Linked DNA regions of Homo sapiens: region 1 is linked to region 2. Evidence: chromatin contacts called from ENCODE Hi-C or POLR2A ChIA-PET data. All regions are on one chromosome and are shown on one strand. Each heading gives the region's core, a stretch centred on a gene start or an enhancer-like site at or near the end of the contact. The rest is flanking DNA. Distances are from core to core; before and after follow the strand shown.

Region 1 (4,459 bases), core at 267-2,766, 42 kb before region 2:
CTTGTTACGCTGCTTTTTTTGCTGGATCCAACCCCCCATCCTCTCTCTTGTCTCTGGCTGAAATCGTTCCTGACTGTAGGCTCTGTGACACTGTCTCTTTGTGGGGTTTCCTTCACTTGCTCAGCCAACGTTGATCAAGCTCCTACTGTGTGCAGGTCCTGGCTTGACAGCGGAACACAGAGGTGCAGAGTTACTCATCGTCCATTCAGGAGCCTCGTCTTGGTGAGGGAGGAAGAGTCTCGTAAGGGGATGAGTGAAAGTCAAAGGGCCCAGAGGACAGTGTGTTGGGTAGCATTCTGCTTGAAGAAGTCAAGATGAGAATATTAGATTTGGGTCTTAGTGATTAGGAGATGGGAGGATAGGGTAGGAGGAGGCGTCACCAAACAGCAAACCAAATCAAAGGCTGTGCTTGGCCATCTTCAACTAGGCATTGTCAGTATCTACATACTTTAATTCTTATTCCTTCACTTAGGTATTAGAGGCTGTGAGTACGTTACACCCATCCTTATATCTATGAAAGCACCTTGCGAAGCTCTTAGTACTTACGACTCCTCCACTCAACATTTATTATATTAAATTCAGAGCTTCCTGTCCCTGCCCTCGAGGGACATAGTTGGAGAGCTTGCAAAAAATGTGTCATAAGTTAAGCAACAATAGAAGATTAAATGAACAGTTACGAGCAACAATAGAAAGGAGGTAGCAGTGTAGTGAATGGATGTGTGCACTGTGGTGGCTGAACACGGATGGGAAGTCAGAGGTGGGAGCTTCCTTTAGCTTCTCAAACTCAAAGGAGGGGTGGGACTTGAGTTGGGTCTTTGGATACAAGACAGTTAAAATCTGAATGGAAGGATTAAGGGAGGGTAGTTTGGCAAGCACAAATATATTTTTTGGGTTGGAGAGGAAGCCAGCTTGGGTTTCTGTTAGCAAGGAGTTGCAGATGAAGTTGGTGAGTTAGGCCGGGCGTGGTGGCTCATGCCTGTAATCCCAGCACTCTGGGAGGCTGAGGCGGGCGAATCATGAGGTCAGGAGATCGAGACCATCTTGACTAACGCGGTGAAACCCCGTCTCTACTAAAAATACAAAAAATTAGCTGGGCGTGGTGGCGGGCGCCTGTAGTCCCAGCTACTCGGGAGGCTGAGGCAGGAGAATGGCGTGAACCCGGAAGTCAGAGCTTGCAGTGAGCCGATATCATGCCACTGCACTCCTCCAGCCTGGATGACAGAGCGAGACTCCGTCTCAAAAACAAAAACAAAAACAAAAAAAAAAAAACAAAAGAAGAAGTTGGTGAGTTAGGGGCTGTGGGCTTTGGGAAGGCAGGGTGACTTTTCATCAGGGGGATGTGGTGTGCTAAAGGCCCTGGTTTTGGAAGGTGCACCTGCATCGTGCCTGGGACAAATTGAAGCGGGGAGAGATGGAGGCTGGGAGACAGCTGGACAGGATTTTGTACCAGTTCATATATGAAGTTCTAAGGGCCGCCAGGCTGGAACTGTTACAGGAGGACAGAAGCCCAGGGAGGCTTGTGAATTTTTCTCTGTTGAATCACTGGCTCACAAACATTTGCTTGATATGGAAGTCTGAGATGGCTTTCATTGCCCACTGTAATATGGCCTTGTTGGAATAAAGTCCACTCGTGACACAAGCAGCAAGTCTTAAAATAGCGCTTTCTCCTTTGGCTTGGCTTGGGGTAGAGCTTTGGTGAAAATACACTTTTCGGGGCCTCTCTTATTGGGGGTTTGTTCAAATGGGCTCAGGGTTATAGAACAACCTTTTTCCTAGCCTTGGATGGCACCCAATAAGGGGTATAATAGAGAAAATTCTTCTTTTCCTCATGAGTGGCTCCTAAAGCAGCTGCGTGGAGCTGAGAGCAAAGTGCTTGGAGCTCTGACATCTGGGTTCTGGATTCACCTTAAAAGTGAAGCCAATTTCTTTGCTTCCTGTGACGGCTGGTGTTTCTCTGTCTGAGGAGGAGCTTGCTTTGAGATTACGGTACACACTTTTCAGCATTGTGGGGTAAGCCATTCTGGATAACAGAATTTCTCAAATAGGATAATCCAATCCCTTACAGACAGCAAGTCTTTATTTTTAATCTTTAAGGAATGAGGGTTTCTCTAGGATGTTCTGTGTACTTACCCTCACTGGCTCACCATCAGCCCCTGGAAAACTTCAGCTGTCATATTGGGACGCACAAAGCTTGTTATGAACCAGCCCTGCCTTTCTCTGCAGTCTCACCCCCCACCCCTGGCCACCCCCCATTTCATGCATCATCAATCTGTAACTTAATCATTTTCTTCTTTACTGATTTTTTTCCCCCTAGACCTGTCAAGCTGTGCACATACCCCTCCTGCCCGGTAAGCTCTTTCCTTCTTTATCTGCCTGGGACACTTGTGTTTTTCCTTCAGAACCCAGCTCAGGTAGTCCTGCCTCTTAAGCTTTTCCTGGTACTGAGCACTGAACCGCATCTGCACCTCAGTCTGACTTCTGCAGCTGCACTTTCTGCGCCGTAACCTGACTGTTTTGCTAGAGAGCGGGAGCCTTTCAGTAAAACTGCATCTCAGGGGATCTTCTAGGTTTTACCGTATGCCTGGAACATGCAGTCAATACAATAAATGGTTGTTGTTGTCGTTTTAGATTTCAGTGAATTTGCTGGCCAGGCATAATGTAACCCTTTCTGATGAAACCTCGAGTGTCATACTGTGCTGCAGTGGTGGATGGGTTGATGTGAATTAGCCTCTCAAAGTATTCCGGAATCTAAAGAAAACCTTCCCCCTCTCACCAATGACCAGAATGGCCATTGGGCATTCCTGGGGTACACTGATGCCTTCAGGAAATCTGGTGGTGCTGGTGAGGTAGAATGCATCTTAGTCATCACTGCAGACCTAGAAATGTCTTCACACAGGCCGGGCACGGTGGCTTACGCCTGGAATCCCAGCACTTTGGGAGGCCGAGGCGGGTGGATCACGAGGTCAGGAGATTGAGACCATCCTGGCTAACATGGTGAAACCCGGTCTCTACTAAAAATACAAAAAAAAATTAGCCGGGCGTGGTGGCGGGCGCCTGTAGTCCCACCTACTCAGGAGGCTCAGGAGGCTCAGGAGGCTCAGGAGGCTGAGGCAGGAGAATGGTGTGAACCCGGGAGGCGGAGGTTGCAGTGAGCCGAGATCGCGCCACTGCGCTACTCCAGCCTGGGTGACAGAGCGAGACTCTGTCTCAAAAAAAAAAAAAGAAATGTCTTCACACAAGCTCTCAAGGGCTGAGTATTGAAGTGGAGGATTAGCAGGTAGGAGGACTTGAAGAACCTTGTACCTTTTATGTTTAATAGTATTCCCCATTTAAAGAGCCAGATGCAGAATGGCAGTCATAATTGATGGAGAAATTATCAGACGGTGATGGGGACTGGCTAGGGAGGATCGAATAAATTTGTACAGGAGCTTAGCAGCAGTGCCTAAAGACTCTTCTCCACATAACCACATGTTTATGTTAGAATATTTAGTATTGCCTCTAGTATTCGTGAGGTCCATTTGGGTTTTTATGGCACTGCCCTTGTAAGCCAGGCGTGAGTGCTGCATGAATAGGTTTGCTTAGCAAATCACAGAGGAGTGACAGAGGAGCCCTGGGCTTATCAGAAGGTTTGTGTGATCCAGGCACTAGCAAAACTTTATGAACTTGCACTTGGCACGTGGTGTTGGTTATATGGTTCAGGAAGCCCTACTGCTTCTCCAGTAGTGGTCTGATTTAATCCATACCAAGGGGTGCTTGTTCTGGGTCTTAGCTTTTGCCATTTTCCTTTTTCTTCTGCTTGGAATTATCTATAACTCCTTTGGAAATACAGCATTTTTGAGCTCATTAAATTTGTTAATGTGTGTATTATGTTGAGAAAGCACTCAGTTATTTAGAGTTGCTTCATTCCCTTTCCCTTCATCTCTTTGCCTTCCCCACCTTAGAGTAATTGTGCTTGGTTAACCAGGAAACCAAGGGCTCCTGGGGATGAAGAAGAGGCCAGTCTTTCTCTTCTTAGCCCTGTCCAGAGATCTCAGAAAATTTGCAGAGGCCCTGAAGGTAAAAGCAAATGGTTGCCCACTAATCACCTGAGGCAGTTTTTCAGGAGTTTTCTGTCTACCTTGCACTTTTCTCTCATAGGAAATTTGGGCTCTGACAGTTAAGAGAGATGGCAGCCAATGAATGGGATAGGAAAGGCCCCTTCCTTAGCAGTTTGTAAGAAAAGGTACTGAGGTGTGCTTTACAAGTATTATGCCTTTTGACAGCTCTCTAAGCTGAGTAGTTTCATTTTACAGCTAAGGAAACTGAGGCTTGGAGAGGTTATTTGCTCAAGCAATAAAGCCCAGAGACTGGAAATGAATTTTGTTTTCAGAATATTTGCTTTTAATCTCTGTCCTATAATCCAACAACCCAGGTGTCCTAATACTGGAAATATACATACCCCTGGGAAATACATGAAGAC
Region 2 (4,970 bases), core at 596-3,095:
AAGGGTAAGAGAGGGCCAGAATGATGAGCATTGATCAGAAAGTTGGATTTCAAATGAAAGGGTCTCCCTTCAGAAAGTTGGATTTCAAATGAAAGGGTCTCCCTTCTTTCCCCCTTTTGCTCTCCCTGTCTACATTCTGCTCATTTTTGGAGCCTCGTTCATGGCCCTTCTTTCCACAACCCCACGTTTGGAATCAGCCAGTCCTGCCCTGAGTGCCTGGCATCTTAGAATTCTGTTGAAGTACTAGTGGCTGCCCATTTAGTTTTGCCGTGAATCCGTGTACCTTGCAACCCCCTTTCCATTTAGTTTTGAGCCCCTCAAGGTCAGCCATGGTCATTGTCAAGTCTGTGTGCTGTGCCTGCCATGGGGTAGACATACAGTAAATGCATGATGAGTTGGGATTTGACATGATAGGTGATTTCTGGTTGACCAGACCAGGGCGTGGGCAATCACTAGAAAGGGGCATCAAATGAAGGAGTTTTTAATAAGAGGCACAGAAATGTTTTTGATGGGAGGAATCTGCCTGGTTAGGGGAGTGGAAATTGCCTGTAATACAATTAAGGACATGTTAGGGAGGGCCATGGGCAAGAGGAGGTCATGGTGTGGCAGATGCTGGCTGGGATGGTGAGGGAAGTGAGGGACAGTAATGGTTTTAGGCCACGTGGGGAGCATCACCTAACCTCATTTCAGCCCTGTCCTCCCCACCAGGTGAACTCCTAGCAGGAATCCTTGTAGATCAGATACAGGAAGACCCTTAGACATCATCTCGTCTCGAAGTGTGGTATTCAAGACAGGCATTTTTACACTAAAACTTGGCTCTTAATTTTAGTACATGTATAAAAGCCACATAGAACTAGCATTCCAAACCTGGCGTTTCTCAGGTGTTTCTGCTTCCGACGAGGCCGGCTGTGGTAGTTGCCTCTCAGTCCCATGGATTACAGGGTGCTGTTCCCACACACCCATGCACATGTGAGACCTGTAATGAGCACAGGGCCTGTTGTCACCATTTGGAACGAAGTCTTATGCAGATGGACGAGGTTGCTGGTATGAATTCTTGCACTGAATTTTCATATGCTTTGTATTCTTTTCAGCAGGATGAAATGTACCGTGGTTGTGGGAAAATGGAGCGGGTAGTGTGCTGCAAGAGATTACAGGGTAGGCTGCTTGGATCCGGTTTGGCCCTCTCCTCTTGAATGAGGAGGGAATTGGGCAAGCCGCAGGTAGACCAGGTGGCCCCGATAGATAGTGACCGAACTGGTACTTGAGCTGCATCTCCTCTTCTTGTCTAGCCATCTTGGTGTTCTAGGTAGGACATGAGCTAGGTCCTACCAAAGACTTGGGCACTTTATTTAAGTTCTCTCATGTAATCCTACTAACAACGTTGTGAAGCATGCACTATTTTTACTTACTAAACAAAAAAGGAGCGATCGGGACTAGAGGACTTGAAATAACTTTCTGAGGCCCAGCCTGCTGGTGCGAAGTAGATCCAGTGATTCAACGTGGCTCCATCCCATGACATTTAGCTGTCAGGGAGCTGCAAACCTATGAAACAGAGCTTTCAGATTTTGGAAATAGAAACGCAGGCAGCATAGTGCCACTTGCTGCCTCCTGGGAAAGCCCCTTGTCGTGAATAATAGAACCAGCGCTAGAAGGCACGTTGCTCAGGCCGGCAGGTGAGTCCGAGGGCTGGGGAGGGGTTTTCTGGGCAGTGGGACACCTCCCTCTTAGGGGGTTTCATTTGTCCAGGGCCAGTGAAAGGCTGTTTGGTCCCTCTGCTGAGTGAACAGTCCCAGCCCACAGGATGAGTCAGAGCAGAGTCCAGAACAGAAGGCAGAGGGCATGTGTGCAAAGGCCATGTTTATCCCAGGCATTTGGATCTTAAGATTCCTGTTCATGATGATTAAGGTTTTATACATAACACTGTTTACAGACTGCTTTATGATCATTTATGAGTGTCACCTGGCAACAGCTGAGTTAGCCACATCCATCCACCGTGGGGTAATTAACTCTGGGCCCACCCAGAGCCCAGTTCATTGCTTGTGCATTATTGAGCCTCCTCCCCACACCCTCATTCATTCATCTATCCATCCATCCATTCATTCATTAGAGCCCTTTTTGTCAGATGCCACCTTTGTGGGTAGCTTTGTGGTTGGCATTTCTTTTTCATTGCTGAGAATACGTAATATGCTGGACATGTTGGTGTTCCTGTTAGCGTAAGCAATAATCAACCCCTTTAGTGAGACTGTAAGCTCCATGAGGGCAAGGCCTTTGTTCATTTCTATGTCTCTGGTGCCTAGAAGAATGCCTACCCATAGTAGGTGCTCTGTGAACATTTATTGAAAAAAAAAGTGAATGGACTGAGTGTCTGCTATGTTTGGGCCTGTGGGAGGTGCTTTCTATAAAAGTCTTTCTAATCCTCGCAGCAATCCACCGTGCACCATAAGGGTGTCTGTCGTCCATTCTAGGGCTCCATCTGGTGTGTGTTTACCATTATCATAAGCATTATTGTGAGTGCTTCCAGAGCAGATAATCCTTATTATGACTGAATAATGTAGCTACATTATCCCCATTTTACAAATGAGGAAATGAGGCACAGAGAGGTGAAGTAACTCACCCAAGGTCACACAGACCCTCAAGCTTCAAGCTACTCCTTCACCTTCATATCAGCACTGTCTTACAGAACCTTCTGCAGGATGGAACTGCTCTCCATCTGCACCATCCGATGTTGTCACCGCTAGACATGGGTAGTTACTGAGTACTTGAAAGGTAGCTAGTGCAACTGAGGAACTGAATTTTTAATTTTGTTTAATTTTAATTAAATTTAAATAGCCACATGTGGGTTGTGACTCCCATACTGGGCAAAACAGCCCCCTATATGCTGTCTCTAAAGAACAACAGGCTGGGTACAGTGGCTCATACCTATAATCCCAGTGCTTTAGGAGGCTGAGGCAGATTGCTTTATGATCATTTATGAGTGTCATCTGGCAGCAGCTGAGTTGGCCACATCCATCCACCATGGGGTAGTTAACTCTGGGCCTACCCAGAGCTGAGGCCGGAGGCTGAGGCAGGAGGATTGCTTGAGCCCAGGAGTTGGAGACCAGCCTGGGCAACATGGTGAAACCCTATCTCTACTAAAATTACAAAAATTAGCTGGGCATGGTGGTGTGCATCTGTAGTCCCAGCTACTTGGGAGGCTGAGATGGGAGGATTGCTTGAGCCTGGGAGGCAGAGGTTGCAGTGAACTCAGATCATGCCACTGGACTCCAGCCTGGATGACAGAGCGAGACCCTGTCAAAAAAAAAAAAAAAAAAAAAAAAAAAAAAAAAAAAGAATAACAGCTAACATTGAATGCTTACTATATACTGAGTATTTTTTAAATGTTTTACATTTAAAATCCTGACAACCACAAATGAATTAACAAGAGTCAGAAGTTAAATACCTCCTTTACTCTCAAGATTTTATGGCAAGATACTAGTGTAGCTGGATTCTCCCCAAGGATGCATTCTGCCTGGCCCAGAGTTTTCAACTATCACCCTATTTTTATCCTTATTTTCCCTGCGTACAGCAAGGGATATCACCATGGAAAGGATCTCATTGTTCATAATATTTGTCAGCCCCAAACACAATGCTACCTGCCACCCTCCTTGGTAAAGGGGTCAACCTATATGCAGGCTTGCGAACTCACTGTTCCCACCAAATGACTCATTTAGGTTGAAAACATTTATTTGCACAAAGTGGAGTTGTGTCAGTGTCACTTTGAAAAGAAAAAGACGCCAATATTCCCTACCAGGATGTTCTGTCATGAAAACAAACAGATGAAACAAAATCTACTTCGAGGTCAGAGTGAGAAGAAGAGAAGGTCCGGCTGAAATTATCTGCAGTCTTGCTGGAGGGAACAAATGGTTGCAGCTCATGGGTATAGTGGCATTTTACGGCTCCCAGCTGTGCCTTCCCTTCTTGAAGATGGGTGAAGGGGAGTAGGTTCTGGGCTAGACTTGGGGCTATGGAGCAAAAGCAGAGGGAGCTTGTCCTGCACAGACGTGGAAGCAGAGGTCACTGAATTCTGTTCCACAGTAGAAGTCAGCAGTACTTTATGATAACAGTGCATCCAAACGTGTTCTGTCTGCTGGGCTGGGCCTGACACCCACGGCTGTGACTCTTTCAGAAACTGCGAACCAACCTGTGGGTGGGCCAGGGATCCAGGTCAGGAGCAGAAGTAGGTTAAAGGTGATCGAGAGAGACATGTGAGAGAGTGAGCGAGAGATAGAGGCCTGCAGGATAAGGCCACATCAGGAGTACAGTCCAAATATAGGCAGTGATTGTGAAACCCAGGGACTGTGGGCTAAAAGTGCTGTAGATTCTGAAAGTAGGAAGAGGAAAAATGTGGCCACGGGCCTCTGGGGAAAGCCCTGTTCTGTGGGCTTTGGCCACTTAAATCTATATGTCTTCTGCTGCTGTCTCAAGGCAGTGATGCAGCCCTGACTATCCTTCTGCCCATCTATCCATTCATCCATCCATCAGTCCAGCATTTGAGTCTCTATTCTATGCATGGTACTGGGGATAGTGTGGTAAACAGGGCACCATCCCTACCCTCAAGGAGCTTACAGTCTTGCCTGGTAAAATGTACAGAAGCATGCATTTTTGAAACAAGTAAAGGAAGAAGACTTAGGCGCTCTCCACTCCAAGGCCACCTGCACCTTGCCTATGTAGCTTTCCCCAGCAACACGAAGCCAGCATTGGTTTCTTAAGTTCCCTTCTTGTCTTTATCATGTATGTACTTAGTATCTGTATTGTGCTTTGGGCTATTTATTTATATCAGCATAGCACTTTATTGCATCTTTATTGTAAATAACCTTCCTGAACATAGGGGCCTCCATGTCTTTGCTGGGTCCTAGCTCCATGGTAGGCACTGATGGGGGCTCCAGGATTATTGAAGTAAATGAGAGCCCCTTAAACCTACAAGGAACCTT

What was found. A loop is a pair of places that touch in the nucleus more often than their neighbours do. ChIA-PET counts read pairs that join two places held with the same protein, here RNA polymerase II (POLR2A). Pooled maps may share reads with other maps.
Region 1: a map of ovary shows a loop between it and region 2 (3-fold over the local background). The contact joins two enhancer-like sites. A Hi-C loop is called at or near these places in 22 of 168 maps with a recorded cell type or tissue (B cell, Calu3, aorta and 9 more), 8 of 37 single-sample maps with no recorded cell type and 19 of 50 pooled maps. POLR2A ChIA-PET finds 5 or more read pairs at or near these places in 8 of 52 experiments (AG04450, GM12878, H1 and 4 more).

Annotation. Positions count from the first base shown.
Region 1 is chr22:33,906,333-33,910,791 of GRCh38, reverse strand. The region is part of intron 1 of LARGE1 (LARGE xylosyl- and glucuronyltransferase 1); the gene reads left to right. Among named protein-coding and RNA genes, the nearest start is that of LARGE1, 12 kb to the left of the region's middle. Within about 2 kb of position 1,516, at least 5 of the 41 ENCODE cell types and tissues checked have a DNase peak (open chromatin) inside an H3K27ac peak, as active enhancers do; they include ascending aorta, where a contact is called at or near this core.
Region 2 is chr22:33,864,192-33,869,161 of GRCh38, reverse strand. All of the region lies in intron 1 of LARGE1 (LARGE xylosyl- and glucuronyltransferase 1), which reads left to right. Among named protein-coding and RNA genes, the nearest start is that of LARGE1, 54 kb to the left of the region's middle. RefSeq lists enhancers at 1-116, 1,206-1,705. Within about 2 kb of position 1,845, at least 7 of the 41 ENCODE cell types and tissues checked have a DNase peak (open chromatin) inside an H3K27ac peak, as active enhancers do; they include ascending aorta, where a contact is called at or near this core.